Linked DNA regions of Homo sapiens: region 1 is linked to region 2. The links are chromatin loops, found by intact Hi-C in ENCODE. Cell type or tissue: K562. All regions are shown on one strand. Links, peaks and the distances in the headings refer to the core of each region. The heading gives the core; the rest is flanking DNA.

What was found. A loop is a pair of places that touch in the nucleus more often than their neighbours do. Peaks named below come from ENCODE experiments on the same cell type or tissue, not always from the same donor. Only the 100,000 strongest peaks of a DNase experiment are listed, where the experiment ranks them.
Region 1: a loop joins it to region 2, with 13 times the contacts of the local background. A loop is called at or near these places in 15 of 110 quality-filtered maps.

The regions. Positions count from the first base shown.
Region 1 is chr7:92,870,793-92,886,844 of GRCh38, reverse strand. The region is part of intron 1 of CDK6-AS1 (CDK6 antisense RNA 1); the gene reads right to left. Among named protein-coding and RNA genes, the nearest start is that of CDK6, 42 kb to the right of the region's middle. In K562, for the core only: CTCF peaks have their summits at 6,168 and 6,454 (motif pointing right); DNase peaks (open chromatin) are centred at 6,194 and 6,454.
Region 2 is chr7:92,613,579-92,629,630 of GRCh38, reverse strand. CDK6 (cyclin dependent kinase 6) reads left to right here. Exons shown (of 8, transcript NM_001145306.2): 6 at 6,545-6,595; 7 at 11,424-11,559; 8 at 14,345-16,052. The coding sequence ends at 14,491. Among named protein-coding and RNA genes, the nearest start is that of FAM133B, 31 kb to the right of the region's middle. RefSeq lists a silencer at 3,622-3,916. In K562, for the core only: a CTCF peak has its summit at 8,449; a DNase peak (open chromatin) is centred at 8,440.

The DNA of each region.
Region 1 (16,052 bases), core at 5,062-7,561, 260 kb before region 2:
CGGGACTCCTCCCTAACTCATTCTGAGGCCAGCATCTTCCTAATACCAAAACCTGGCAGAGACAGAACCAAAAAAGAAAAACTTCATGCCAATATCCCTGATGAACATTGATGCAAAAAGTTTCAGTAAAATACTGGCAAACTGAATACAGCAGCACATCAAAAAGCTTATACACCATGATCAAGTTGGCTTCATCCCTGGGATGCAAGGCTGGTTCAACATATGCAAATCAATAAATGTAATTCATCACATAAACAGATCTAGAGACAAAAACTACATGATTATCTCAAGAGATGCAGAAAAGGACTTCGGTAAAATTCAACATCCCTTCATGTTAAAAACTCTCAATAAACTAGGTATTGAAGAAACTCAAAATAGTAAGAGCCATTTATGACAAACCCACAGCCAATATCATACTGAACGGGCAGAAGCTGGAAGCATTCCCCTTGAAAACCGGCACAAGACAAGGATGCCCTCTCTCACCACTCCTATTCAACATAGTATTGGAAGTTCTGGCCAGGGCAATCAGGCAGGAGAAAGAAATAAAGGGTATACAAGTAGGAAGGAGGAAGTCAGATTATCTTTGTTTGCAGATGACATGATCCTGTATCTAGAAAACCTTATTGTGTCTGCCCCAAAGCTTCTTAAGCTGATAAGCAACTTCAGCAAAGTCTCAGGATACAAAATCAATGGGCAAAAGTCACAAGCATCCCTATACACCAAAAACAGACAAGCAGAGAGCCAAATCATGAATAAACTCCCAATCACAATTGCTACAAAAAGGATAAAATACCTAGGAATATAGCTAACAAGGGAAGTGAAGGGCCTCTTCAAGGAGAACTACAAACCACTGCTCAAGAAAATCAGAGAGGACACAAACAAATGGAAAAACATTCCATGCTCGTGGATAGGAAGAATCAATATTGTGAAAATGGTCATACTGCCCAAAGTAATTTATAGATTCAATTAAACCACCATTGACGTTCTTCACTGAATTAGAAGAAACTATTTTAAAATTCATATGGAACCAAAAAAGGGCTCATATAGCCAAGACAATCCTAAGCAAAAAGAACAAAGCTGAAGGCATCACACTACCGAACTTCAAGCTATAGTCTACAATAACCAAAACACCATGGTACAGGTACAATAACAGACACATAAACCAATGGAACAGAATAGAGAACTCAGAAATAAGACCGCACATCTATAACCATCTGATCTTTGACAAACCTTACAAAAACAATCAATGGGGAAAGGATTCCCTATTTAATAAATGGTGCTGGGAGAACTAGCTAGCCATATGCAGAAAATTGAAACTGGACTCCTTCCTTATGACTTATACAAAAATTAACTCAAGATAGATTAAAGACTTAAATATAAAGCCCAAAACTATAAAGACCCTAAAAGAAAATCCAGGCAATACCACTCAGGACATAGGCATGGGCAAAGATTTCATGGTGAAATTGCCAAAAGTAATTGCAACCAAAGCAAAGATTGACAGATGGTGCCTAATTAAACTAAAGAGTTTCTGCGGAGCAAAAGAAACTATCATCAGAGTGAACAGGCAACCTACAAAGTGGGAGAAAATTTTTGCAATCTATCCATCTGACAAAGGTCTAATATCCAGAATCTACAAGGAACTTAGAATTTACAAAAAAGAATATTAAAAAGTGGGCAAAGAAAATGAACAGACACTTCTCAAAAGAAGATATTCATGTGGCCAACAAACATGTGAAAAAGAGCGCAACAACACTGATCATTAGAGAAATGCAAATCAAAACCACAATGATATATCATCTCACCCCAGTCACAATGGCAATTATTAAAAACTCCAGAAACAACAGATGCTGGTGAGGTTGTGGAGAAATAGGAACACTTTTACACTGTTGGTGGGAATGTAAATTAGTTCAACCATTGTGGAAGATGGTGTGACAATTCCTCAGAGATCTAGAACCAGAAATACTATTTGACCCTGCAATCCCATTACTGAGTATGTACCCAAAGGAATACAAATCATTATATTACAGACATACATGCAGCTATGTATGCATGTATGTTCATCGCAGCTATTTTTGTCCTTCATTTTGTTGATTTGATGTATCACATTTATTGATTTGCGTACATTAAACCATTGTTGCACCCTTGGGATAAATCCCACTTGATCACACTAACGTGTGTGTGTGTGTGTGTGTGTGTGTGTGTGTGTGTGTGTGTGTGTGTGTGATGTGCTGTTGAATTCAGTTTGCTAGAATTGTTTTGAGAATCTTCACATCTGTGTTCATCAGGGATATTGTCCTGTAGTTTGTAGTCCTTGTCTGGTTTTTGTATCAGGGTAATGTTAATCTCAGAATGAGTTAAAAGGAATTCCCCCTTCTTCAATTTCTTATAATTGTTTGAAGATAATATAGTATTAGTTCTTCTTTGAAAGTTTGGTAGAATTCAGCAGTGGAGTCATCTGGTTCTGGACTTCTCCTTTTTGGGAGACTTTTTATTACTGATTCAATCTCATTATTCATTATTGCTCTGTTCAGGCTTTCTACTTATTTCTGACTCATTCTTGGGAGGTTCTATGAGTCCAGGAATTTATCCATTTCTTATAGGTTTTCTAGTTTGTTAGTGTGTAGTTGTTCATAATAGTCTCTGGTGATATTTTGTATTTCTATAGTATCAGTTGTAATGTCTCCTTTTTCAATTGTGATTTGGTTCTATAAAATCAGAAGAGTCTTCTTCTCTCTTTTTTTCTTGGTTAGTAGAGCTAGCAGTTTATCAATTTCATTTATCTTCTCAAAGAACCAACTTTTCATTTCATTGATCCTTTATATTGTTTTTTAAGTCTCTATTTCATTTATTTCAGTTCTGATATTTATTATTCCTTTTCTTCTACCAATTTGGGGCTTGGTTTGTTCTTGCTTTTTTAGTTTTTTGAGGTTCATTATTAGAGTGTGCACTTGAAACTTTTCTGCTTTTTTGATGTACACATTTATTGCTAGAAACTTCACTGTTAGCACTGCTTCTGCTGTATTCCATAGGTTTTGGTATGTTATATGTCGCTTTTCATTTGTTTTTGTTTTGTTTTGGTTTGGTTTTTGTTTTGTTTATTTGAGATGGAGTCTCACTCTGTCACCCAGGTTGGAGTGCAGTGGTGTGATCTCAGCTCACTGCAACCTCCACCTCCCCAGTTCAAGTGATTCTCCTGCCTCAGCCTTTCAAGTAGCTGGGATTACAGGCACCTAACACCACACCTGGCTAATTTTTGTAATTTTGGTTGTGATGGGGTTTCACCACGTTGGACAGGCTGGTCTCAAACTCCTGACCTCAAGTGATCCACCTGCCTCGGCCCCCCAAAGTGCTGGGGTTACAGGCATGAGCCACTACACCCAGCCTCGTTTATTTCAATACATTTTTTTTCATTTCCTCTTTAATTTCTTCCTTGATTCAGTGGTATTCAGGAGCATGTTGTTTAATTTCTACGTATTTGTACAGTTTCCAAAGTTCCTCTTTTTATTAATTTCTAGTTTTAGGCCATTTTGTTCTGAAAAGATACTAGGTGGGATTTCAATTTTTAAAAATTTGTTCACACTTACTTTGTGTCCAAACATCTGGTCTGTCCTGAAGAATATTCCATGTGCTGATGAAAGAAATGTGTATTTTGTAGCTGTTCAACCAAATATTCTGTAAATGTCTGTTAGGTACATTTAGTCTAATGTACAGTTTAAATCCAATGTTTCTTTGTTAATTTTTTGTCTAGATGTCTGTCTGATGCTGAGAATGGGGTGTTAATGTCCCCAGCTATTGTTGTGTTGGAGTCTATCACTCCCTTTAGATCTAATAATATTTGCTTTACATAACATATCAAGTGTTCCCATGTTCCTGCTTGTTTTGTTTCTAATTGCATAGAATATGTTTTCCACCTGTTGCTTTCAAGACGTGTATCTTTACAACTGAGATGAGTTTCTTGTAAGCAGCATATACTTGGTTCATGTTTTCTTTTTTTGTTTTGTTTTGTTTTGCTAATCCATTCCACCAGTCTACATCTTTCAAGTGGAAAATTTAATCCATTTACATTCAAAGTTACTATTGATATGTGAGGACTTATTCCTGACATTTTATTGGTTGACTTATGGTTGTTTTATATATCCTTGCTCCTTTCTTTCTCTCTTATTGTTCATCATTGTGGTTTGGTAGTATCCTGTAGTGGTAACATTTGAGTTTTTATCTCAAATCTTATTTAACAGTGTTGTTTTTTTTTTAATATTTTCATGTATTTTCATCATGGTAGTTATTGTTCTTTCCCTTCTAGGTATAGAATTCCCTTAAGTATTTCTTGTATGGCTGATCTAGTGGGGATGAATTCCCTGAGCTTTTGCTTGTCTGGGAAAGACTTTTATTTCTCCTTCATTTATGAAGGATAGCTTTGTGGGCATAATGTCCTTGGCAGCAAGTTTTTTTCTTCTGCACCTTGGATATATCATCCCATTCTCTCCTGGCCTGTAAGGTTTCTGCTGAGATGTCTGTTGTTAGTCTGATGAGGTTCTTTTATGATACTAGACACTGTTCTCTTGCTGTTTTTATAATTTTCTTTTTCTTTGATTTTTAACAGTTTAACTATAATGTGCCATGGAGAAGACTTTGTGAATCCTATCTATTTGGGGATCTTTGAACCTCCTGTATCTGTACATCTAAATCTTTTGCTAAACCTGGGATATTTCCATCTATTATTTTGTTAAATAGGTCTCCTAACCCTTTAGTTTTCACTTAACCTTCTGGGACACCAAGAATTTGAATATTTGTTTGCTTTATGGTGTTCCATATGTCAGATAGGCTTTGCTCAGGCTTTTTGATTATTTTTATTTTTGTCTGACTGGGTTATTTCAAAAGACCTGTCTTTAAGTTCTGAAATCTTTCTTCTCTTTGATCCAGCCTGTTATTGAAGCTTTTGAATTTTGTATTTCATTCAACCCATTCTTCATTTCCTGAATATCTGTTTAGTTCTTTTTTACGATATCTAAGTCTTTGGTAAATGTCTCATTCATATCCTGGTTTGTTTTTCTAATCATTTTGTATTGCTTTTCAGTATTCTCTTGTATCTCATTGTGCTCCTTTAATATCATTGAATTCATCGTCCTTAACTTCATAAATTTCCGTTTGATTGGGATATGTTGCTGGAGAATTATTGTGTTCCTTTAGAGGTGTTTTATTTTCTTGCTTTTTTATGCTTCCTGAGTCATTACATTGATATCTCCTCATCTGGTGTAACAGTTGTTTCTAATTGTTTTAATTTGCTTTCATAGGGGAGGATTTTCATGAAGATGTATCTATGAAGTTAGTTGGGTAAGGCACTTTGGTTTTGATTCTGGATGCACGTAGTAGTGTTGCTGCTGTATTATTTCTTTGGCTGTAAACAGCATCAGTGGTGTCTGTGATTTCCTCAGTGGTTTAGGATGTGGTTGTTAGTGGAGGCTTGTGGTGAAGTTTTGCTCGGACAAGGATACCAGGTAGGCTAGTCTTCAGGTCCCAGGGATGGCAGTAGTGGGCTGAGTTTGCTTGCCTTGGGCCCCAGAGTGACGTATGCTGGCACTGGTGTTAGCATGTACAAGCCAGCCAACTCATGGGCCTACAAGTGGCCTGCTTGGGTGCCTGGAATGGCAGCAGTGGGCTGGACAGATAGGTGGGTTCTCCATCCCCTGGGTGGTGGGCACGGCATGGGCAATGGAAGGACCAGTGGTGGGAAAATTCTCTGGGAATCAAGCAGTTCATGTTGGTGTTGGTTATGAAGGGCTGTGCAGGCCAGACCTCAGACCTGCAAGTGGCACATACAGCTGGGTGCCAGCTATAGTGGCAGAGGCAGGTTGAGTGGAGCATATCCTGGGAGGAATGCTGAGGTGCCAATGGTGGTGAACTGGGTTGGGCAATCCCCAGGCCCCCGGATGGCATGCTTGGGTACTGGAGGTATGGAGCTGGCTCAGGCAGACCTGCCCTCAGGACCCCCAGTGGTGCCTGCAGGTGCTAGCTGTTATAAGCAGTGGCAAGGTGATCCCAGGCCACTGACAGAAAGGTCAGGTGGGGGCAGCTGTGGCTGCATTGCAGCTCTGCAATGGTCAATGGGAGCAGCCATAGGCAGGTAGCAGGAGGAGCGACAGTGCATACTTCACTTGTGCCTTGCCCTGCAGCAACCCCTAGTGATGGCAGTTGTGGGCAGTGGAATGTCAGTGGGACTCCAAGGATGTAGAGATGCTGAGACTGTTGAGCCCCAGGTCAGGACACAGTCTGGTAAAAGTCAGGCTCCCAAAATGCACCATGCTGCAGCTTCTTAGGACTTGGGGGTTTGTGGGACCAAGCATGAGTTCTTTCTCTGGAGTAATGCCTCACAGTCCTCAGGAAGCTCCCTATATGAAGGGGCTCTACCATGGCTAGAATTGTAGGTGTCCATGGCAGGAAAGTGGACCACTAGGGGTCACTCATTTACCCTTTACCCACATTAGATAGCCTCTCCAGACTCCTAGCCAATGCTAGTTGAACAGGCTGCTTCACTTCCTTCTCCCTTCTTGCTTTCAGTGCCTCCCATCACTTCTCTGTTGAATGTCAGTGAGGCACCAAGGATGTAGAGATGCAGAAACTGTTGAGCCCCAGGGCAAGACACAGTCTGGAAGAAGCCGGGCTCTCAAAATGTGCCATGCTGCAACTGCTTAGGACTTGGGGGTTTGTGGCACCCAGCATGAGTGCTCTCTCTCTCTCTCTCTCTCTCTCTTTCTCTCTCTCTCTCTTTCAGTGTTCTCATTTAGATAATCTATTCAAAGTGTGATTATCTACTCACTATTTTGGTTCCTCTCCATGGAAGAGGTGAATACCAGATACATCTACTAATCCATCTTGAAGCCCCTCCTCTTTAATCCATGTTTTATTGTTTTCAGTATAGGGATTTTTCATCTCCATGGTTAAATTTATTCCTAAGTGTTTTAATTTTTGTTGTTATTGCAATGGGATTGGTTTCTTAATTCCTTTCCTGGATAGTTTATTGTTAGTGTATTGGAACACTACTGATTTTTGCACGTTGATTTTTTGTCCTGCAACTTTATTCACTAATCAGTTCTAACAGTTTTTCAGTGTAGTCTAGGATTTTCTACATATCATCTCATTGGCAAAGAATTCCAATCCTTCTTTTCCTATTAGGATGCCCTTTATTTATTTTTCTTGCCTAATAGCTCTGACTAGGACTTCCAGTAATATGTTGGAAAGACGTAGTCAGAAAGGACATGTTTGTCTTACTCCTGATCTTAGAGGAAAAGCTTTTAACTTTTCACCATTAAGTATGATGTTAACTGCAGGCTTGTCATATATGACCTTTATTGAGGTATATTCCTTCTATGCCTAATTTGTTGAGAGTTTTTATCATGAAAGAGTGTTGAATTTTGTCAAATTCTTTGTCTGCATCTATTGAAATGACCATATAATTTTTGTCCTTTCTTCTGTCTATATGGTGTATCACATTTATTGATTTGTATGTTGAATCATTCTTGAATCCAAAGGATGAATAACATTTGATCATACTAAATGATCCTTTCCAATGTGCTATTGAATTTGGTATGCTTGTATGTTGTTGAAAAATTTTGCATCTATGTTTCTCAGGGATACTGGCCTGTAATTTTCTGTTCTTATAGTGTCCTTGTTTGGCTTTGGGATCAGGGTAACACTGGCCTCATAAAATGGTTTGGAAATACTCCTTCCACTTCAATTTTGTGAGTTTTGCGAGGGTTGTTATTCTTTAAATGTTTGGTGGAATTCAGGTGTAAAGCCATTAGGTCCTGGGCTTTTCTTTGATAAGAGCCTTTTTATTATTGATTCAATCTCCTTGCTTGTTATTAGTTATTTAGATTTTCTATTTCTTCATGATTCAGTCTTGATAGGTTATATGTTTCTAGGAATTTGTCCATTTCTTCTAGGTTATCCAATTTGTTGACATATAATTGTTTCTAGTAGTTTCTTGTGATCCTTTGTATTTCTGTGGTATAAGTTGGGATGTCTTTCATTTCTGGTTCTATTTATTTGAATCTTCTCTCTTTTTTGTCTAGTTAAGAGTTTGTTGATTTTGTTGATCTTTCCAAAAACCAACTCTTAGTGGTATTAATTTTTTCTATTGCTTTTATAGTCTATATGTCATTTATTTGTGCTCTGATGTTTGTTATTTCTTTCCTTTTGCTAACTTTGCGTTTAGTTTTTCTTTTTCTAGTTTCTTTAGGTATAATTTTAGGTTGTTTATTTGTAATCCTTCTTGTGTTTTTGATATTGGTATTCATTGCTTTAATTTCCTTCTTAGAACTGCTTTTGTTGTAGCTCAGAAGTTTTAATAGGTTGTGTTTCCATTTTCATTTGTCTTGAGATGATTTTTATTTCTTTTTTAATTTCTTTGACTCACAAATTGTTCTGGAGCTTGTTAATTTCCACATTTTTGTGAATTTTCCAAGATTTCTCTTATTTTCTAGTTTTATACCATTGTGTTTAGAAAGATAATTAATATCATTTCAGTCCTGTTAAATTTGTTAAGGCTGGCTTTATGGCCTAACATATGATCTGCCCTGGAAAATGTTTCATGTGCACTTGAGAAGAATGTGTATTCTGCTGCTGTTGGATGGAATCTGTGTATTAGTCTGGGGGGTCCATTTGTTCTAATGTTCAATGCAAGTCCAGTGTTTTCTTATTGATTTTCGTCTGAATGATGTGTCCATTGTTGAAATTGGGATTAGTAAAGTCCACTACTATTATTATATTACAATCTGTCTCTCCCTTCAGATCATTTAATTTTTTATTTATATATTTAGGTTCTCCAAAGTTGGGTGCATATGTATTTATAATTGTTATATCCTCTTGATGAACTAACTCCTTTCTCTATATATTGACCTTCTTTGTCTTATTTTACAGTTTTTGACTTAAATTCTACTTTGTCTGATTTAAGTATAGCTACTCCTGCTATCTTTTGGTTTCCATTTGCATGGAATATCTTTTTACACCCCTTTACTTTCAGTGTATGTGTGTCCTTAAGAATGAAGTAAGTCTGTTATATGCAGCATATCATTGTGTCTTTTTTTTATCTATTCAGCCACTCTATATCTTTTGATTGAATAATTTAATTCATTTACATTCAAAGTAATTATTGATAGGTAAAGACTTATCACTCCAATTTTGCAATTCGTTTAAGGTTCTTTTGTAGATCCCTTGTTCCTTTCTTCCTCTCTTGCTGTTTTGCCTTGTGGTTTGATGGTTTTCTGTAGTGGTGTGCTTTGAATCCTTTTCATGTTTTGTGCAGGTACTACAGGTTTTTGCTTTGTGGTTATAATGAGGCTTACATAACAATTCTTATATTTATAATGGGCTTTTACAGAGTGGTAACAACTTAACCCTGATTATATTTTAAAACTATACATTTTTACTCCCCTTCCCCTACATTTCATGATTTTGGTGTCAAAATTTACATTTTTTTTCTTGTAACTTACATCTCTTAACAAATTATTGTAGTTACAGCTGTTTTTGATAGTTTTGCCTTTAAACCCATATACTAGAGATAAAATTACGTTACACACCACTATTAAAATACTAGAGTGTTCTGAATATGACTACATATTACTTATACCATTGGGTTTTGTAATTTCATATGTTTTATTTTATTAGTTAGTGGCCTTTATTTCAGCTTAAAGAACTCCCTGTAGCAGGCCTTGTGATAAGCTCCCTTAGCTTTTGTTTGTCTGGGAAAGTTTTTATTTCTTCCTCATTTTTGAAGAATAGCTTTGCTAGGTGACGTTTTCTTAGCTGGCAATTTTTTTTCTTCAGCACTTTTAATATATCATCCCACTCTTTCCTGGCCTGCAAAGTTTCTGCTAAGAAATCTGCTGATAGCTGCATTGGGACTCCCTCTTATGTGATGAGTCTCCTTTCTCTCACTGCTTTCAGAATTCTTTTTTTGTCTTTTTCTTTTTGGTCTTTGATTTTTAATAGTCTGGTTAGGATGTATCTTGGTGAACTCCTCTTTGGGTTGAATTTTATTGGAGTTCTCTGGGCTTCTGGTACCTGGATGTTGGCATCCTTCCCCAGATTTGGGAAGTTTTCAGTTATTATTTCTTAAAATATGCTTCCTGGCCTTCTTTCTCTTCTCCTTCTGGTATTTTTGTTATGCAAAAGTCAGTTTTCTTGAAAGTACCCCCCAATTCCTATAGACTTTCTTCATTCTTTCTCATTTATTTATTTATAATTCTCTTACTATAAAATTTGAAATGGTCTCTCTTTGAGGTCACTTATTCTTTCTTCTGCTTGATTGAGTCTGCTGTTGAAGCCTTCTATTGAATTATTCTATTAAGCAACTGTCTTTTTCATTTCTATGTTTTCTATTTGGTTTTTGTTTATTTGTTTTTATTTTTTGTGAAACTTTTCATTTTTTTCATGTATTGGCTTCCAAATTTTAATTTTCTATCCTTATTTTTTTAAACAGGTCACTGAACTTCTTTAAGAGATTTATTCTGAATTCTTTGTCATTTTATAGATCTCTGTTTCTTTAGGTTCCATTGCCTTTGCTGTTAGGTTGGGTGGTACTACAGTTGGGGGCTGCAGTCCAGTGAGACCATTCACTGGACTCTGCAGTCTGGCTGACCTATTGGCCAGGCACTGTGATTACCTCTAATCCAGCAGAGTCACAGGCTGTATTCCCTGGCTGTGCAGTACTACTATTTGGATTCTAGAGTTGGACAGCCTGTGGACTGGGCTTTAAGCTTAGGCAGAGTCATTGCTTGGAATTTTCAAGACTAGAGGCTATGCTCCATAGGAATACATAGTTGAGGCTTGCCTCCTTGCCTGGGCAGAGTCTTGCGTGGGCTCTGCGACTAGGCTGAGTCACTGTTTCAACTCCCAGGTTGGGCAGGGCCAGCCCCTATGCTGTACAAAAAAAAAAAAAAACAAAAAAACAGTGGCAGGCATTTCCCTGCTAGAGCACAATCTTGAGGTAAGCTCTGAGGTAGGGCCAAGTCACTGTTTGGGCTCCCAGGTCAGGCAGGTCCAGCCCCTGTGGTCTGCAGAAATACATGATGGCATACATCTCCCTGCCTGGGTGGACCATTGTGGTAGGCTGTGAGGTTGGTTGGAGTGGCTGGCTAGGGACTCAAGCCAGGTAGAACTTCCCACTGTATTTCTGGGAGCAATCAGCTCAGCTTTGTGGGTAGGCTATAACATTGGCTTGGTATCTTTGATCAGGTGCCACCATTGGCAGGAATACACAGCTACCACCAAGATCTGTATAGTGGTTACTATGAACCCTTCCCCCTTTTTTTGTTTTTACTGGACTCCAAACGCTCTAGTCCCACCATTACCCATAGTATTCCCCCATAAGGCAAGATAGGAGTGGGTGACCCATGATGCTGGGGAAGCTGGATGTCCAACCAGGCTCACTTTTCCTACTATAGAAACCATAGGCCTGGGGAATTTCCTCTGTGTGGGACTGTGCTGACATGGTTAAAGTGAGACAGTTCCTCTTACCCTTCTAATATAGTTTTTCATTTCTGTGGTCCATGTAGGTATCTCAGTCTCATTTCCAAGTTTTGCAGTTTTCACAAAGGTGTTCTTGTCTGAATAGTTGCTAGTTGGACTTTCTGTGTGGTGGACTGAAGCCTAAGACCTCCTATTCTGCCATCTTGCTGATATTACTCCCATCCAAGTCTTTATATAAAGCCCAAACATTTCCAATTTTTTCTCCTATAGCCTCCTAACCTCAAGTTGAATTCAACATAACAAATCTAATATAACCAAAGCTTTGAACCATTCTTTGGGAGATTTGAAAGACTAGAAAACGAACCAGACCACGCTGAATTTTTTAACAGAGTCATCAGACAACCTAATGGCAAAAATGAAGTCTCAAGGGGCTTCAACTTCTGAATTGCAGCTGTATATCTGCAAGCTAAACATGGTTTCTACATTCACTTACCATAAATATTGTTGTCCCATAGTAATTATTACATGCCTACCATATGCCACGTACTGTGCTAGATGATAAAGACATAATGATTAATGCAAGGTCTCTGTTTCTGAAGAATTTCCAGATTAAAGGGAAGCAAATAATCACACTAAGTAATAGATAAAAATGCTATACAGTGGTCTGGGCTAAGTGCTGTGGGAACAGAAGGAAACAACTGACTGTATGAGTAAAGCTGAGAAAGCTTCCTGTGAAGGTGACCTTTCAGCTGGGTCTTGGGGAATGAATAGAAAATGCCTGTAATGCCCTCTAGAAATTTTTCAACACATGCGAAATTTTTGTTACGCTATTAATCTAGTGTTTTATATGCCCTTATCTGAAAACAAAGCAGAATCAAGTAAATACAAAAAAGGCACTAAATTTGCTATAAAGCTATTTAGAAAATAATGGACATGAGTATGCACTGTGAGAAATTTATGGGCATTCTTTATCCTGCATTTTTGACCAAAAAAAAAGATAATCAAGAAAATATTATATTGTTGACCCTAATTGATCTAGCAATAGTTATAATCCTTCTGTTATATGTTGCTCTATCAAACAACAGACTCATTTCTTCATAAAGGTTGGGCTAAGCTATAAAATTATTTAATTATAGAGATATAAATTGTCCCCAATATACAGTTTGTGCATGTTGATGTTAGACCTGGCTGGGTTTAATCACTCCTGGCTTAAAATTTTTCTTTTTTTTAAATGGTTTAGCAAGAGTTCCCACAACTTCCTTTGGTAATCTGTCTTTTGTCATCCATGGTCTTAGATGTCATCTGTTAAGCGAAGCAAAGTGGTATTTTAATGTGCAATTACTAGTAAAAACAAACTGGAAACCCAGAAGACTAGGGTGGGATTTCTTAAAAGCTTGAATTCCTCTGAAACAGCAGCTTATCAGCAAATGGCCTGTGAACCAGCTTTGGATCCCACATATTTTACTCCATCTCTGAATGAGCAAAGAGCTTTTATCTCAGCATGATTTATCAAGTGATTACAAAGACACTTTATTACTCGATTTCCAGGCTGACCATAACCTGCTGTGATAAATTGAAACTTCTTCTGTCAGTTTAGTGGGAAATGGACAGAACTAAAATAACAGGAATAAAATTTCTATTTCAGGAATAAACAAGACATTCACAGAAGACAGCTTTCTACCCTTCTATCCTTGGACTTTATTGCTAGTCTTTTAGGAATCGACAAACACATTTTCCTACCTTCTACACCTGCTTACACACCAAATTAGCCAAATAGATTTATTGCTTATATTTGTGGGTTCTCTGTGCTTTTGTAGAACTAACAGTGTTATATGATTTTGTTAAAATTACATTTGCTGTTTAAGAAATATTACTTTAATTTCAATTTCTCTCTATTGAGTTTCTTGATATTTAATTCTTGCTTTAATTCCTTTAAATTAGATGTTCCAATCTCCCCTCCCCCAAAAGGATTGGCTTTGGTATGCTAAAAACAAAACAAAACAAAACAAAAAACACCGCATATCATTAAATGCAGGATGAACTTTGAAGGTATCCAGAGGTACTTGCAAATGCTTTTTCCAGTGTAATTTGGCCACAAAAGAGGAGCAGAACCATATTGAGCTTAAATTAGTACTGAAAGTTTCCAGATCTTCTACTAGTTGCTTAGTTATCACCAGTTCACCGGACTCTCAGAGTGGCATAAAATAATTATTTTACTGGAACCAACTAAGTCACTGGTTTTATGTAAGCACTTTCCAAAGAGGCACAAAGTCAAAATCTTATTTCTTCTCATATGAAAGGTTAATTACATATGAAAGCCCAGGAATTGAGCAGAGATTTAGGATGGTGGCCCATGATAACTGATATTAGGGATTAGCAGGCCTCTGGCCCCCACTGCCTCCAACATTTGCCAGCTCTAGCCTAACCACTTCCTGGGAGCCTTTGTGCCAAGAGTCTTGAAACCAGAGCCTTTCCCTGGGTCCCAGAGCATTTCCCAAAATAAACCCAGACCAAGAAATGAGTTCATCCTGGCCAACTCCTTCTAGAGAGGACAGAGGTAAACTCTTTCCTCCAAGTTTATGGTTCCTTAGAAGTGTGATAAATCCATACTTTGGTAACTCTTTTTCAAAGAGAGTTCACCTAGGGCTGCTACTATTTCCAAAGCCTGTGAAAAGTTCAGAGTCTTGTGATGTCATCAAGCCTGAGAAACATGCCAATACAAGTCAGTTGGACCCTTACTGGGTAGTCTAAATGCACTTCCATCTATCATTCATTATTCTGGCAAATTTACAGGTAGCCAATCCCACTATGCAGAGGTGAAATTGAGCTTCAGCAGATCATGCTGGCTATAAGAAGCCCATCAGAGAGCAGCACAGCCGTGTAGCCAAGGGCTAGAGCTCTGGACCCAACTGTATGAACCTGGGCATGACATAACCTCTCTGTGCCTCAGTACCTTCATCCATAAAATGGGGATAATAATAGTACTTAGTTCACAGGTGGTTTTGAAGAATGAATGTGTTAATACCTGTAAAGTGCTTAGAATGCTGCCTGAAACATTGTCAGTGCCACATAAATATTTGCTACTGTTATTTTTGAGCACAGCCAACAGACTGGGGCATCTAAAACTTCCTGCAAAGGCCAGGCATGATGGCTTACGCCTATAATCCCAGGACTTTGGGAGGCTGAGGCAGGAGAATTGCTTCAGACCAGGAGTTCAGGACCAGCCTAGGCAACATAGAGAGACCCCCCCAGACTCTACAGAAAAAAGAAAACAAAAACCCCTCTGTATGATATAATTAAAAACAAATAAAATTGCACCTGAATAGGCTTCAGCTTTGATTGGATTTCCTTAGGTATCTCGCTATAATATTACAGCATATCACTACACATTTCACATTTGGTTATTGTTCAAAAGCAACTATTTGAACACTTCTCAAACTGGTCTTAACAGAAGACTATTCCAGGAGTTAACTGTGTGTTCCAGCAAAGATTTTTTCCCCTGGCTTAATTGGCTTTTTGGTTTTTTTTTGGTTTTTTTTTCGACAGATTCTCATTCTGTCGCCCAGGTTGGAGTGCAGTGGCATGATCTCAGCTCACTGTAACCTCCACTCTCTCGGTTCAAGCAATTCTCCTGCCTTGGCTTCCTGAGTAGCTAGGATCACAGGCACGTGCCACCATGCCCAGCTACTTTTTGTATTTTTAGTAGAGATGGGGTTTCACCATGTTGGCCATGCTGGTCTCAAACTCCTGACTTCAGGTGAATCCGCCCAGCCTCAGCCTCCCAAAGTGCTGGGATTACAAGCATGAGGCGCCACGCCCAGTCTTAATTGGTTTCTTGACTCCAGGACTTACAGAGTTTTGAGCAAGAGGCAAAAATCTGAGATTTATCAGCAAATAGATAAATAAGTCCTTAACTCCAAGACTTATCTAATTACTGATAAATCTCAGATTTTTACCTCTTGCTCAAAACTCCCTTATAGCCTTCAGGCCTGTTTACCCTACTACTCACCTTCCACTTGCACATCTCACAGGTTCCTCAAACTCAACATGTTCATAACGTTACTCATCTTCTTCTCCCCAAACCTGTGTTTTCTATCTCAGGAAATGCACCATCATCCATCCACCCAATGCTGAAACCTAAGGGACCGTAGCTCTTCTTTTTATTTTACCTTCCACAATGCCCAGAGCCAAAATCCCAATTTTCCTCGAGATCAGTCAAATTTAGTTTCTAAACATCTCTAAAAACCTACCATTTTCTCTTTTCCTGGGCTAGTCTCTGCTCTTGTGCAAGACACCATCATCTTTTGCCTGCATAACTAGAACTCCAGGCTTGCCCCGTTGGTATTTTCTCCACTCTGCAGAGGGATCTTTCTAAAACTCAAATCTCATTACAACATCCCCTGGCTGAAAACCCTCCAGTGGCTTCCGGTACCCCAACTCTTCATCATGACAGCGAGGTCCTCCACAATCTGGTGCCTGCCAGGTTCTGCAGATGGTGCTTTCACCCCTCTATACCCAACAACTCTCAGGGTCATAAAGAAGCCACACTCCCTTAGAACATGTTACTCGCTTGTCTGAAACACTTC
Region 2 (16,052 bases), core at 7,083-9,582:
TTTTTGTCATAGTGATTAGAAATGACTTTTTCATCTCAACGACCGCTTAGTCTTATTTTAGTCATATGTAAAGTTGACTCAGTAAATATATTAATTTATGAGTTTTGTAATGTTTCAGAAATCTGAAGTAGTTTGGTGAGTTCTAGTTTAATTTTAATCCTCAATTTTGAGTTGAAAAATGGTAGGGTTTGTCCCTCTGCTCTCCCTCTCTTTCTTTCTCTCCATCTCTTTCTCTAGAGGAAGTTACTCATAGTCCAGTAAATATGAGCCCTCTGTGGATAAATAAATTATTCACATCGGTAACAAGGAAAAATTAATTCAGCTATTTATTTTTAAGGAAATTACCAGACTCATAGTCCCTCCTATGGACAGGGATGCCAGCACACTCTCTAACTTGTGTTAGAGACACAAGTCTTTCCTCTAAGTGGCACCTCCCTTCCCTGGCAGAGGTTTTTTCCTATCAGTCTGGGTCTCTGTGACGGAACTTCGTCTCAGATTCTTCTTTCTGCCACGGTCTTTCCTTGTCATTACTTGGGCTTTAAATTGTTTTTTTCCGTGCTCTTTCCCACCAGCCCTTCTCCCTTTCTGGACCGGTTTTACTTCAAGTGCGTCTTTCCCCTCCCCACTCTCCTTAATCCTATACCGTTTTGCCTTTGCTACACTTTTTCTCAACACTTCTCTTTCTTTGTCTTCCAGGGAGACCATCCCTAGCCTTCATACCTGGCTGAAGCAAGCACTGGAGGGCAAAGTTCCTATCCTGCTTGCCTCTTGCTGCTTCTGTGAAGGTTTTCGCAAGGTTTTGGATATAGGAGAATAATTGTCAGCCAGCCCCAGTTTTTAAATACACATTATTTGCAGGCAGATATTGTCTGGTGCCACAGGCAGATTAAAGCATAAACAGATACAACAATATAAATTGGATTTGGAGTTGGCTCTTGGTGTGTATACATCTAATCGTATATATGTACCTCTGCAGATACACCTGCTTGCACTTGAATTACCCAGAGATGAACCAAGGAAGTGAATTTTGAGACAGGAGGAGCTGAAGTTGAAGAAAAGAAGGGACAGAAAGCCTTCTTGCAGGGGGGAGCAATAACCACTCAGCATGTATTAATTGAGTTCCAATTATAGCCAAACTGGGCAGTAAATTCAGTACTCTGAATACAGAATCAAGTGAGGGTTGGCCCTGTCCTCAGAGAACTTCCAGTTTGTGTGTAGAAATCAACAGGTAAACGAATATAATAGAGTTGCCTTAGTATTAAAGTAGGGAATGAAGAAGTGAGGTGAACAGATCATATATGTGCAGTGTATGGCAAGAGGCAATGTTGTCGGGTTTTTTTTTCTTCTGATTTTAAAACTAACACTCATAAAACGCAGTATAGAAAAGTAGAAAAATGCAGAAAGCAAATCATTCATCATCTCACCATCCAAAGTGAAGTATAAGATAATAGTTTCATACCAGTGCCTTTTTTTGCATGCATAGACATTTTTGGTTTATTATTTAACCCTAATCTGATAAATCAGGTGTTTGGAAAGATTCAGATCATAACAATAGATTATCAAAACTTGCGGAGCACATGTCTCCAGACAAGTACTTGATTGAATATATGGTAAAATGTTTGTCACTATACTTTAATACCGCATGCTTAAAGCCTTTCATATATGTAGACCTAACAGTTTTCCTAGCAGTTTTTTTTTTAATTTATTTTTGTGTGTATGTGGATGGTTTCCAAATATTTAGCAGTTTTTTTACCCTCCTCCTGAATCCGTAATGTTTGCTTGGAAATATAATTTCTTAACCACCTTTTTTAACAGCTCTATCAAAATATAATTGATATAACCACACAATTCACCAATATAAATAGTACAATTCAGTGTTTTTTTCAGTTTAGCATATTCACAGAGTTGTACCACTACCACCACAGTCGATTTTAGAACATTTTTATCTCCCCAAAAAGAAACGCCATACCCATTAGCAGTCTGTCTTACTCAGCTTGGGCTGCTAACAAAATACCATGAACTGGATTGGCTTATAAACAGCAAAAAGTTCTTCCTCACAGTTCTGGAGGCTGGGAAGTCCAAGGTCAGAGCCAGTATCTGGAGAGGGTTCATTTCCTCATTCATTGATGATCGTCATCTTGCTGTGTCTTCATATGGTGAAAGGGACAAGGGAGCCTTCCAGGGTCTCTCTTATAAGGGCACTAATGCCTTTTATGACATAATTACCTCCCAAAGGCCCCAGTTCCTAATGCCATCACCTTAGGAATTAGGATTTCAACACAGGAAATTTTCAGGGGCACAGACCTTCAGTCTGTATACAGTCAGTTCCCTCAAATCCCCTAGTCCCAGGCAACCACCAGTCTACTTTCTGTTCGTATAAATTTACATTGTCTATATAAATGGAATCACATTATGTGTGGTTGTTTGTGACTGGCTTCTTTTACTGAGCATAATGGTTTCAAGGGTCCTCCAGGTAGTCTCAGTATATCATTCTTTTTATGACTCAGTGATATTCCATTGTAAGTCCATACCACATTCTGTTTATCCATTTATCAGTTGATGGACGTTAGGATTGTTTCCACTTTTTGGCTATTATGAATAATGCTGCTATAAATATTCATGTACAAGTTTTTATGTGGACCTGTATGTTAATGCTTTTGGGTATATACATAGGTATGCCAAACTACCTTTTTTGCATATTATTCATTCTCCAATTTCAGTGAAATGTTTTATATAATTTTATTATACAAGGAAAATATTTAAAACTAAATCAGTTACCTTCTAATCTCCTCTCCCCACCACCTCCATCTATCTCATTCTGCCAGACTTTACTAATAATATAATACAAACTTAAAATCATGCTTCTCCTCTCAAGTCATGTTCACATTTCCATCAAGTTCTGATCATCTTCTTCTAAATGTCTTTGCATCTCTAGCCATTTCCTTGTCCCACCTAGTTGAGGCCCTTGTCATCTTACTTGTACACTGACTTCCCAGTTGACCTCCTTGGCTTGGTTTCCATCCCTTCTTATTGACTCAGTAAACCCCTGCCAAATTAGTCTTTCTAAAACACTTTTTCTATATTGCTGTTCATTGAAGTCAGACAAATCAGCTTAGCCACTTACTCATCTGTGTTTCCTTAGATGTTACTTTACTTCCCATCTGTAAAAGTAAGTTAATCAAACCACTTCCTAACATTCTATTAAGATGAAACGATTACCGCGACTTCTGTCTCCCACTGGTAAAATGAGGTAAACTTCTATTCGGTGATTCTGCATTTGTATATCTTGTCTCCTTGTCTCCTGCTATTAATGTATAAATACATATTATATGTATATCATATGACTTACATTATATGTATATTACATACATTATAATTATATACTTTGAAATGTAATTTATATTTTTTATATGTGTATTTTTTAGTATTTCCCAGCACCAATTACAGCCGCATGTACTTACTGGGTAATCAGTCAATTAGTGTGTACTAAGTAGATCAGTTAATTGATTTTCTGCTTCATCCAGTTATTTGAATAGGTGGTAATTGTAAGGTGATAAGTTAACAATTTTAACTTAACTGATAACAACTCTAGAATAGAATGTGGTAATGAGTATAAAATAATAGATATTCTCCAGTAATATTTTTTTGAAAGATCACTTTATGAACATGGAAAATTCTTCCACTAATCAAGAAAAATAGCTGTCAAAGCATAGCTGCAGGTCAAATACAGGTTACAAAGGTGTTCTATAGGTTAACCCATGACTTCCTTGTCTTTTGAGTACAATGAAATTATTGTAACTAAATGAAACTTTCATCCCCTGTTATGCATGAATCATTTCCTTTCTATAACAGACATACCAGTATACACTTCTCATCTGTTAAAAAACATACCCAACTTCTAAATGTTGTTTGCCACTGTTACTGAGATTACAAATGATATCTATGCATTTTTGAGTTGTTTTTTTAAAAAGGCATATAATCTGAAACTTAGTCCCCTTGGTAATTTGACCTGAGAAAATTTATCTCACTGATAGACTTAAATACTTGGTGAGGTTTTTGGTTTTTTTTGTTTTGTTTTGTTTTGTTTTGTTTTTTTTTGCAAAACTGCATACAGGAAGTGATATTGCCAATTCAGAATTAATTAATCCTTATTGAAAAATGTGGCATTCATCCTTTAGAAAATTCTTTTCTTGATAAAGTTGTAAGAGCTGTAACATGTAAGCAATATTTAGTGACCCCAGAGGAAAGACTGTTAGACTTAAATGTGACTTGGACCTCACCACATGGTGGCAAATGGTTCCTTCCTTTCTACTTCACTGTGTGAAATACTTTACATGATTATCTGTATAATATTGGCCAGGAATAAGAGAGGTGTGTGTGTGTGTGTGTGTGTGTGTGTGTGTGTGTGTGTTTAGTTACCACTTAATTGTAACTCTGCTATAAGCTGGGCATTCTAGTAGATGAGATATATTCATAATCTCACTTAGTTGATCCTATGAGGTAAGTATCATTCTTTCCATTTTACAAATGAAGCAACTAAGTCAAAGAAATTAAGAGACTTTCCTAAGATCATATAGGAAGAAACAGCTAAATAGAGATTCACTCCCAGGACAGTCCATCGCCAAACAGACCCTTTCCCCAGTCAAAAAAAAATCTTGAAAAATCAGCATGTTAACTAAAAAGAAATAAAAGGAGAGGGGAATATTATGCCCTTAATTAAGCCATGTAACATCTCCAGTACTCAGTTTCCTCATCTGAAAATAGGGATAATTGTACTACTACATTTCTCCTGGAATTTTTGTGAGAATCAAATGAGATTATGTTTGGGGCACTTGGCACTAGGCCAGATACAACATTCATGCTCAATAAATTATAATTGTTAAGATTCCATTTTTTGCCTTTTTTTGGAAGTTTTAGAAAAAAACTTGGACTTCTCACCTTGTCATCTTTTAAGACCTGTCAAGATGTCTTTCAGAGCGCAACTTCGTGATTCTTTATGAATTTGGCTGCATTAGTGATATGCAGGTGGCTTATATTAGTTTTATAGGACTGCTGCAACAAAATACCAGACTGGATTGCTTAACCAACAAAAGCTTATTTTCTCACAGTTCTGGAGGCTGGAAGTCCAAGATGAAGGTGTCAGCAGGTTTGGTTTCTTCTGAGGGCTCTCTTTTAGGCTTACCTTCTCATGGTTCTCACATGTTTATTTCTCTGTGTGCATGTGCACCCCTGATGTCTCTTTGTGTCCAAATGGCTTCTTCTTACAAGGAAAACAGTCAGATTTGATTAGGGCCCACCCTATCTTATTTTAATTACTTGTTTAAAGGCTCTATCTCCAAATACAGTTAAATTCGGAGATCTTGGGAGTTGGGCTTCAACATGAATTTGGGGGAAAAAAATTCAGCCCATCACCTTGCAATAAGTAAATTCTTTTCCACTGCATTTGGAAATCATTATTTTCAGGAATAGTAACATTCATAGAAAGTATGGTTGAGAAACGTTAAGGTGTGTTCTAACCACTGAAATGCTATGACTGCAGGATTCTCCATATATGGCCATATATAGTGAGTTCATTTATTGTGCACAGAAAATATTTAAGAGGTCAAGTTTAAGGCTGTATAATTTGATATATAATATAAAAAGAGATATGATACCTGATAATAGACTACAACTATTTTAGTACATTAATGTTGAAAATTACCTGTTTATGGCATTTGTTGAGGAAGGAATCAGGGAACGTTTACTTGTGTACCATAGGTGTATGCAAAATGAAATAAAATGTTTAGTAACTGCATCTGTCAGAGTAAAGCTCTATGGCAGGGATTTATAGGGAAACCTAGAGAAGTCTCCTCCCTCAAGGGGCTACTTGATCTTCTTGGAGAAATGCCAGAAATGTCACAAAATGACCTTTTTTAATTGCCAGTTAAATGCTCAATGTAGACAAGGAAGGCTGTGTGTTTGAAGCAGACACAATTGCCTCTAAAGCCCAGAGTTAAGATTTAGAACTTGTAATGGTTAGCTGCCATAATATTGGGAGGAAGAAAAGTGGTATAATTAGAAAAATAGACCCAGAGGTGGTTCACTGCAGCATTGAGGACAAATGAAAGGAGAGAGACCCATGAGGAAGTACTCTGATAGCAGAGTAGTATGGAAAAAGTGCTCTGAGAAATATCAAAGAATCTCACCTATTTATGGTTCGAGACTAGGATGGTGGTATGTTCCACCTTATCACGAAGTTAAGCAGATCTTTGAAACCTGGAACTGAATTTGACGGTAGCACTGTTGTAAGAATGACTGCAAACAGAATGCCCGTGATTGTAAAACATGGAATTCATCTACCACCAGGTATTCATGAGAGATCCTAACCCATACATGAAATGCAGGGAAAACCTTCACTTACCAAAGGAAAAATGTCTCAATTTTTTTTACTTCTTCCCAACCCATAAAGAATATTTTGCTTCCTGTGAAACAATGATAATGGCAAATATGATTGAAATGTAATCTGAGAACATTTCTTATTTAAAATGTATCTTTATTCTTTTAGGCCTCTTTTTCGTGGAAGTTCAGATGTTGATCAACTAGGAAAAATCTTGGAGTAAGTAATAATTATAATTTTACACCAGTGTCCATAGCATTAAAACATTTACAGTGACTTTCCTCTGACATGCATATCATGTGTTTATCTCTTGTCTTTCTTACTTCAAGCAGCTGCTGCAGACAGTGTTACTATTTGTGTGGTGAGTGGAGACATGGTAGAAGTGCCGTTTTATGCAGAGCCCTAACTGCTCTGCTCTGGAAGCTTGTATGTTGCTTGTGTGGATCTTTTTGCTGCTCCTCTTTCTTCGTGTGGCTGAGCTCCAGTTCTTTTAGTTCAAATACATTTTCTGCTTGTGGTCATTTCAAAAGCACCCACCATCAGAGATGGGATGCCTGGTGACCAAGTACCCATCCTTGTCCAGTGAGCTTCCTGTCCCCACTGAGTATCCTTGGTCACCCAGGTTGGTTCTGCGTTGTTTTGTTTTGTTTTCCTGGGCGAAGGATGGTATGCTACACATCTCATTTTTCTTTGGAGCACCAAAATAGAAAATGAGAACCCTAAGTCTTTGGCAAAATAACTCTGCAACTTTGAGAAAGTCATTTAAAACACCTCGTGAAGGGCTTACACAGTGCCTGGCACATAGTAAGCACTTTAAAAAGTTATCTATTACTGTTACTATTAGAGTTCATCATTAATTATTTAACCTTTTATTTCCTTAACTTCATCTGAGAAATGAAACTCTGACTTAAATTCTCTATAAGATCCTTTCTTGTGCTCAAATTCTTTGGTTTCAGTTACATCGCTCCTTGATGATTTACATAGTTTCATTCATGTCTGCATGTTCATGCATGTATGCATTCATGTTTCTAGAATGTAACTGGGGCACTTCTTCTGACAAAGCATGCAGTGTGGCATCCTTTTTTGGTTTTTTGTGTTTGAAAGGCCCATCCAAATTGGAGTGGAGTAGGAAAAAAGTGGGAGTTCTAGACCAAAAATAGCCCTGATCTTTGGTCTGTGACATTTTATAGGAATCCCAGTGATTTTTATGAAATTCGAAGTCTGTAAGACTGAAAAAAAAAAAAAAACCACCCCTAAAGAACAGATTTTCATATCAGCACTGTCTACTCAAGCGTGACTGCTTAAAACAGTTAATAAAACTGGAACCTGATTTTGTTCTTTTAGTGACTAGAAGCAGCTAGACTTCTGTTAATGCCAGTGCTACTGCTGAGTCAGAACATAGTAGCTTTAAGGCCTGAATAACATTTGCTAGTTTTTTATGCCTGGGGGCTTCCTGGGTCCAGGGCAGGTGATGCTACTGCTCCTACTACTGACCACTCTGTACAGTGGATAAATTCAACACAAAGCCTTCATGTTACCCCTGCTTCTGAATGGCAAGTTATTTAATCACTCGATGAACTCCCATCTATTTTTCCCCATGACTGTTGAATATATTTTGTGTGCATGTGATCATAAAGAGGAAACTAGGGAAAGCAGACATACTGATGACCTTCTGTTAAAAGGAAAGAGAATCTTGACTAAAGTCAGCTTGCCAGGACTTGAAAGCCATCACCTTCTTTCCCTTATTTATACTACCTGACAGTTGTGTCTACCTCCAGCACTGATGTCTGCAATCTTGTTAACATTGTTAGTGCCCCCTTAGTACATGAGGCCAGTGAAATGGACCAGAAGGAACATTTGACCGGCATGTTTGACCTGCTTCCAAAGAAAAGCCAGTTCTGCTTTTGGCAAAGTCCTGACAATCGTAGGTTGCCAACAGCAAAGAAGCTGTAGAGTTCTATGGTTTGTGCCTTTAGATTTTACTTTGTGGTTTCTGGCATTGTGTCATCAAAATTATGTTCTGTTTCCTCTGAATGCATTACCTTGCCAGAGAAAAGGGACAATGCTGCACCCTAGCGTCACTGCTGAAGTACTTGAAAAAATATTTCTGTCTCCTCCATCACTGCCATTTATAGATTTTGTGCCCTGTTGGGCTTGCCAATATAAATGTCAACTTTTAAGGCTTATATTCAGCAGTCCAAATAGTGGAATTAAGTGCAAGCATTTTTAATGGACCTATCAGAATTTCACAACACATATTTGGGCCATAAAAGTTCATTCTGGACATGAAACCAAATTTTTTTTAAGGAAAGCCATATTCACATACTCTTTTTTATTTTTTTCTTTGGAGACAAGGTCTTGCCCTGTTGTCCAGGCTGGAGTACAGTGGTGCGATCTTGGCTCACTGAAGCCTTGGCCTTCCGAGCTCAAGTAATCCTCCTATCTAAGCCTCCCAAGTAGCTGGGACTACAGGCACAGGGCACCACAACCAGCTAATTTTTATATTTTTTATAGAGATGGAGTTTCACCATGTTGCCCAGGCTGGTCTTGAACTCCTGGGGTCAAGTGGTCCACTTGCCTCGGCCTTCCAAACTGCTGGGATTACAGCCACCCCACCTGGTCCATGTTCACATACTCTTAAAGGGAAAAACATTTCTGTGTTTAGGAAGATTTAAGCCTTCAAGTAATAGCAAGTATTAAAAGTGAAACAATAGTTTTAGCCTGTGACATCTTAGAGCATTTTTAAGAATGATGTCATAGCTAAATGGAAATAAAATATTGGAATAGAGAGAACGGAACTCACTCTGGACTCTGTGACTGAGCTTGCTATCTGTGACTTTGGCAGTTCATTTTATTCCTCATTCTCAATTTCCCCATCTATAAAATGAGACTAATAACACCTGACTTACATGTCTTAGGAAATTATTACAGGAATCAGAGGAGGTGATAGACTTAAAGTTTTATATATATAGTTATGTGTTTGTTTAAAATTTTATATAAAATTATATAAAGTTATTTGTATATGTACACACATACAAACAGAGATGTGCTGTTCCTCTGAAGGCTTTTGGCATTCAGTTGATCATATACTTGCAAGATGTAATTAGATGTAGATACATTCAAAGCCACAAATAAAAAAGATTTTAAATATTTCTAGGAGTTATTAATATAATCAATTTCTAGCTGACTGGTGAATATACACAAAAATATTGATACACATAGACCTGACAACTAAAAAGGAATGAAAGGAAATTTTTAAAGCTCTCTAACAAGCATTTTTCATTCCCTCCTCTGCCCTGTCCCATTGTATCCAGACACTTACACGTGCATTTCTTTTCATAATTAATAGTGGTATTTTTGGTTTTTTTCTTTTTACTTCTATTGTAGGCTGTACTATTGAACAAATCTATATATTGCTCATTGTCATTTCTATTTATTGCTTCTAGTAAATATGTCCATGAATCTGTCTTTGCCTCAATAATGTAGCTCTCTCAGTATGCCTGATAGAGGCCGAATTACAGTGTCTTCCCCAGACACCCAGGCAGAGAAGCCATGATGACAGGGTTATCTTCCCAGCTGAAGTCTATGGCCTGGGCTCCGTGTAGGTGAGGGAAGGGGAAATGAAGTGCTACAGATCTTGAGACCTGTACCACATCTTCCTGAAATCTGGAAGTACATTCATAAGAACACCTCTTCCTGGGCCTTAGTCCCAACAAGTAGAGGCCAAGCAGAAGACCCTAATGTGGGCCAGCACAATTTCTAACTGTAGTTAAAATTATTTGTTCCAGTATTTGAATAGCTATGTACCCCGTCCACTAAACTATGATTTTATTTTTGGTTCAGAGTTATACAGTCTGTGTGAGAAAGAAGTCCCTGCATCCTCTGATTTTCTCTGTTCAAACCTACTTACGACCTATATGTAAACTATAAATAATATCTATACAATGTATAAGTTATGTAAGTCCATTGACCCATTAATTTTTTAAAGAATCTTAAGTTATACATAGATACAAGCAGTTCATATTTTAAGTGTGGTAGTGATGTATTTCCTATGCATCTTGTATTAATAACATTTTCTAATTATAATAATAGTAGGCAGTGTATTGATTGATAATTGACTGTGTGTGATGTATATCAGGTGCTGTGCTTTGTACTTTAAATTATAAATTTATATATTACTATAAATTCAAATAAAGTATAACTGATCCTCATTACAACTGTAAGTTATTATCATTGTATACATAAAGACACTAAGGGTCATAGATGTTAAGTAATTTGTCCTTACCTGCCAGTAAGTGGCAGGTGCAGGATTTGAACCCAAATCTGCCTATTTCCGAAGCCTGTGCTTATCACTTGCTGTTCTTTCCACATTTCTGATCCCAGAATGGTTTTCAGGGGAAATATAAATAATAGTCTTTTAATTTACTGTTTGCTCACTTTGGAATACCACAGACTTCCTTTTATAAAATCATGTTTGTATAATGCAGGACTAGCACGTTTTAGCCTCATTTTTCCTTCTGATTCTAATGTATATATTTAATATGTAGGGAATTGCTCTTTAACCAAAAATGCAACCAAATTGATATGTTAATAAACCATGTTGGATGAGCATCATAAAATCATGTCAATACTGGGGTGTTCGATCAAAACACAAAAAGCATTCTTGGACATAAAGGAAGATATGTACCAGTATGGGTCTCCTCTGAATACAATAAGTCCTGCTTTGTCACTAAGTCAGAGCTTACTGCCTGGTAATATATTTTCTATTTCTACATCATCCCTTACATTTAGTGTCTGCTACCAGAGCAATCTCTTATCTCCTCCCACTGAATTTTACAATTCTTCTGTGAGATTACCCTCTCCCCCATGGCCACCATATTGCAGTAGGACAGAGATAAACAGAGACCCTGCCAGTGATAAAGTGAAGGTCTCCTGGGACTCTGCCCCCCATGTCTCCCCCTTAGATTTTGCCTTTCTCTGGAAATTGATGAGAAAACAGCTTCTGCATAGTAGCTAATGCTTATGTCCATGTGTGGTTCTTTTGTAGCGTGATTGGACTCCCAGGAGAAGAAGACTGGCCTAGAGATGTTGCCCTTCCCAGGCAGGCTTTTCATTCAAAATCTGCCCAACCAATTGAGAAGTTTGTAACAGATATCGATGAACTAGGCAAAGACCTACTTCTGGTAAGTTTTTCTGATGTCAAGCTCGTCTGCACTGTGCCAGTGAGACACCTGCTCTACCCAGACTGGGTGGTGGGCACAAATATCAGTTCAGTAGCTGCTATAGGCATCACATGCCACAGCCACATGGAGCAGGAGGCAACAGTCCCTCCAGAGGTTTCATTTTCACACTTGTAGCAGCTGGTGGCTTTTGATTCTGGAATGTCTTTCTGATCCACATTTTTTTAAATCTGCCATCTTTGAATGTTTATTTCAATGCAGGTTTAGAAGCCTCTCGATTCACTTTGACATATGTTTCTTTAGAAGTAAATATTATGTTTCCTTTCTTACAGTTTCATGCTACTTTAAGTAATTTGTTTGTCATTTTAACGTGCCTTTTCTTAAACATTCACAACTTTGGGGAGATGTTTTTCCAAAAGAACTATATAGCAATACTTCTTCTAGTTGCTGATTTATTTAATAAGTATTTAGTGTGCCAGGGACATATAAAATACCTCACTGAAAATAAGGACTTCTGTGCTCTGAGACTCTTAATGCTCAACCATATACATAATTTCCTATACTTGGAGGCCAGAACAATAGGTAGAAAAGTGTACCTGTTGGGCTGTTCTTGATGTCTGAAACCCAGTGAGTAATGAGTGTCTGCTTTACCTCCTGAATTAACAGCCTTTGATATCTGCTTCTGCCCGTGGGTGAAGCACAGGTCTTCTCCATGTGTCTCATGCTGGGGCCCATGCCAGAGAGGCAGCAGCTCCCTGGGGCATGTTTTTCTCATGATAGAAGGTATCGATGCTCCAGAAGGGCAAGCAGAAATATGCAATGCCCCTGAAGGTCCATACTTGGAAGAAGTACCCGCCACTCTGCCCATGTTCCATTGGCCAAAGCAAGTTCCATGCCTAAGGCCAACTTGAATGGAGGAAAGAATGCTCCCCCTATGGTGAGAGGGGAGAGAAAAGAGGGAATATGTACTAAAAGTTATCCAATCTACCATAGTATCCAACTCTTGACTAAGTTGTGATTCCAAAAGCTCATTTTATAAGTAAACTATTTGGCAATTAAACTAAATTTTCTTGCAGAAACAATATTATTAACACAAAGTTTTTTAATTAACCCTCAACCTGGCAACCTTGTTCCTGAAGTAGAGCAATAATAGAACTTAAACACCTTTTTTTTAACCATATTTCTATAGGACAAAATGTATTAAGACTTCCAACGTGAGATTCTCCCACACCCCCACATTTGGCTAAGGTGTTCTCCTTCTCTCCACCCTCTTCCCAGCTTTAAGCCATCAGTGTAGCTGTGAGGAAAGGGCTTCCTCTCACATAATCCTCTAGAGACATGTCTCTGTATTGTGAATGTATTCCCACAGCTCTTTTCTCTTCTTTCCTATGTCCTGGAGATTAAATGCCACTACCTAATTTTCTCCTTCTTGGGCTCTGGGAAAAGAGAACTCAGGCTCAGGAATTTTGCCCCTGCTTTCCGGTCCTTTGGGAATTCAGCCCTTGCAAAGCTTTTCTAGAGATGTTTCTTGCTGTTAGAGACAGTTGGAACCTTTCTACAGACAAGCTCTTTCTTCCACTTGCCCTTTAGCTCTTGATGTTCAGAAGATCCTATAGGGAGGCTAGCAACCATGGACTGATGGGGATCTCAGGATAAATCAGATTTCAGAGGACCCAAGAATTTGCCTGAAATTACACATAGAACTTTCTGTTTGTATTTGTTTTTCTAGGTCAGTAGCCTTCGATAGAATATTAGAGAGGTCCCTAATCCAGTTGGAACCTGACTAGGACTGTGAGCAGGAGTCCTATTAATATCATGGTTATGCAGACCTCTTAAGTGGAAGAGGTCTTCCATTAACCATGATAATGTGAAGTCTGTAAATTACATAGAAGACTGGAATGCATAGACATTTCATATACCCAGTTCACTTTAGGATGGAGAAGCCAGTGTGGCTTCCCTGCTACTTGTGAGCTCCTGTGGCAATGAGGAGGTCTTACTCATCACTAATTAGTGCTTGCCACCTGCTAGGCACCCAGCAGGAGGCGTTGATGGAAGGAGAGGAGGAGGATTTGAGTAACAAGATTACCTGAGGTAGGGGTGGAAATGAGACTGAAATTAGGGACACATTCTAACTAATTTAGGTATGGACAGTTTGGGAATAGAGATTGCTGCTACTGCAAAGGTTTCCCTTTCCCTCCTTTCACCTTCTACCTCAGTAGCTCAGCCAAACTGCCCAAACCACTTGACTAGGACCAGGAGCTTCTTAAGCGCAGGCACCAGCTCATTCACCTTGGTAGCCCTACACTTGAGCTGTCAGCCTGGAATAGAGTTTAGTGACTCGAACTGAATCTAATGGTCCCCTGAGAGAGCTACTGCTAGCCATGTGGCACCTTGGTATTAATTAAAAGGAAGATAGCCCTGCCTCTGAGTGGTGTAGCCTTGAGGCAGGATAATAAGTTACGGTGAAGTCTCCGACTGTAGCACTAAGTTTGCTAGCACTGGAAGAATTACTAAATAAAGTTATATGCATACTTTAATGGCTTAGTGAGAAATCCTGGGCAGGAAACAGTCCATAGGCACCCAAAAGGGTCTTCTCCTGAGGGACATTTTATACATTAGGGATATATATGAGTACTGTCTCCATATTATTTAGTGTCCCTTTAAATAAATACTCATTCCCACTGTAGATGCGCTTAACATATGACAGTGAATAAAGGGATAACTCTGTAAGTACATTATTTACATTGATGTATTGTATATCAACCAATTATTTTTTTCTTTATTACAGAAGTGTTTGACATTTAACCCAGCCAAAAGAATATCTGCCTACAGTGCCCTGTCTCACCCATACTTCCAGGACCTGGAAAGGTGCAAAGAAAACCTGGATTCCCACCTGCCGCCCAGCCAGAACACCTCGGAGCTGAATACAGCCTGAGGCCTCAGCAGCCGCCTTAAGCTGATCCTGCGGAGAACACCCTTGGTGGCTTATGGGTCCCCCTCAGCAAGCCCTACAGAGCTGTGGAGGATTGCTATCTGGAGGCCTTCCAGCTGCTGTCTTCTGGACAGGCTCTGCTTCTCCAAGGAAACCGCCTAGTTTACTGTTTTGAAATCAATGCAAGAGTGATTGCAGCTTTATGTTCATTTGTTTGTTTGTTTGTCTGTTTGTTTCAAGAACCTGGAAAAATTCCAGAAGAAGAGAAGCTGCTGACCAATTGTGCTGCCATTTGATTTTTCTAACCTTGAATGCTGCCAGTGTGGAGTGGGTAATCCAGGCACAGCTGAGTTATGATGTAATCTCTCTGCAGCTGCCGGGCCTGATTTGGTACTTTTGAGTGTGTGTGTGCATGTGTGTGTGTGTGTGTGTGTGTGTGTGTGTGTATGTGAGAGATTCTGTGATCTTTTAAAGTGTTACTTTTTGTAAACGACAAGAATAATTCAATTTTAAAGACTCAAGGTGGTCAGTAAATAACAGGCATTTGTTCACTGAAGGTGATTCACCAAAATAGTCTTCTCAAATTAGAAAGTTAACCCCATGTCCTCAGCATTTCTTTTCTGGCCAAAAGCAGTAAATTTGCTAGCAGTAAAAGATGAAGTTTTATACACACAGCAAAAAGGAGAAAAAATTCTAGTATATTTTAAGAGATGTGCATGCATTCTATTTAGTCTTCAGAATGCTGAATTTACTTGTTGTAAGTCTATTTTAACCTTCTGTATGACATCATGCTTTATCATTTCTTTTGGAAAATAGCCTGTAAGCTTTTTATTACTTGCTATAGGTTTAGGGAGTGTACCTCAGATAGATTTTAAAAAAAAGAATAGAAAGCCTTTATTTCCTGGTTTGAAATTCCTTTCTTCCCTTTTTTTGTTGTTGTTATTGTTGTTTGTTGTTGTTATTTTGTTTTTGTTTTTAGGAATTTGTCAGAAACTCTTTCCTGTTTTGGTTTGGAGAGTAGTTCTCTCTAACTAGAGACAGGAGTGGCCTTGAAATTTTCCTCATCTATTACACTGTACTTTCTGCCACACACTGCCTTGTTGGCAAAGTATCCATCTTGTCTATCTCCCGGCACTTCTGAAATATATTGCTACCATTGTATAACTAATAACAGATTGCTTAAGCTGTTCCCATGCACCACCTGTTTGCTTGCTTTCAATGAACCTTTCATAAATTCGCAGTCTCAGCTTATGGTTTATGGCCTCGATTCTGCAAACCTAACAGGGTCACATATGTTCTCTAATGCAGTCCTTCTACCTGGTGTTTACTTTTGTTACCTAAATAATGAGTAGGATCTTGTTTTGTTTTATCACCAGCACACAGATTGCTATAAACTGTTACTTTGTGAATTACATTTTTATAGAAGATATTTTCAGTGTCTTTACCTGAGGGTATGTCTTTAGCTATGTTTTAGGGCCATACATTTACTCTATCAAATGATCTTTTCTCCATCCCCCAGGCTGTGCTTATTTCTAGTGCCTTGTGCTCACTCCTGCTCTCTACA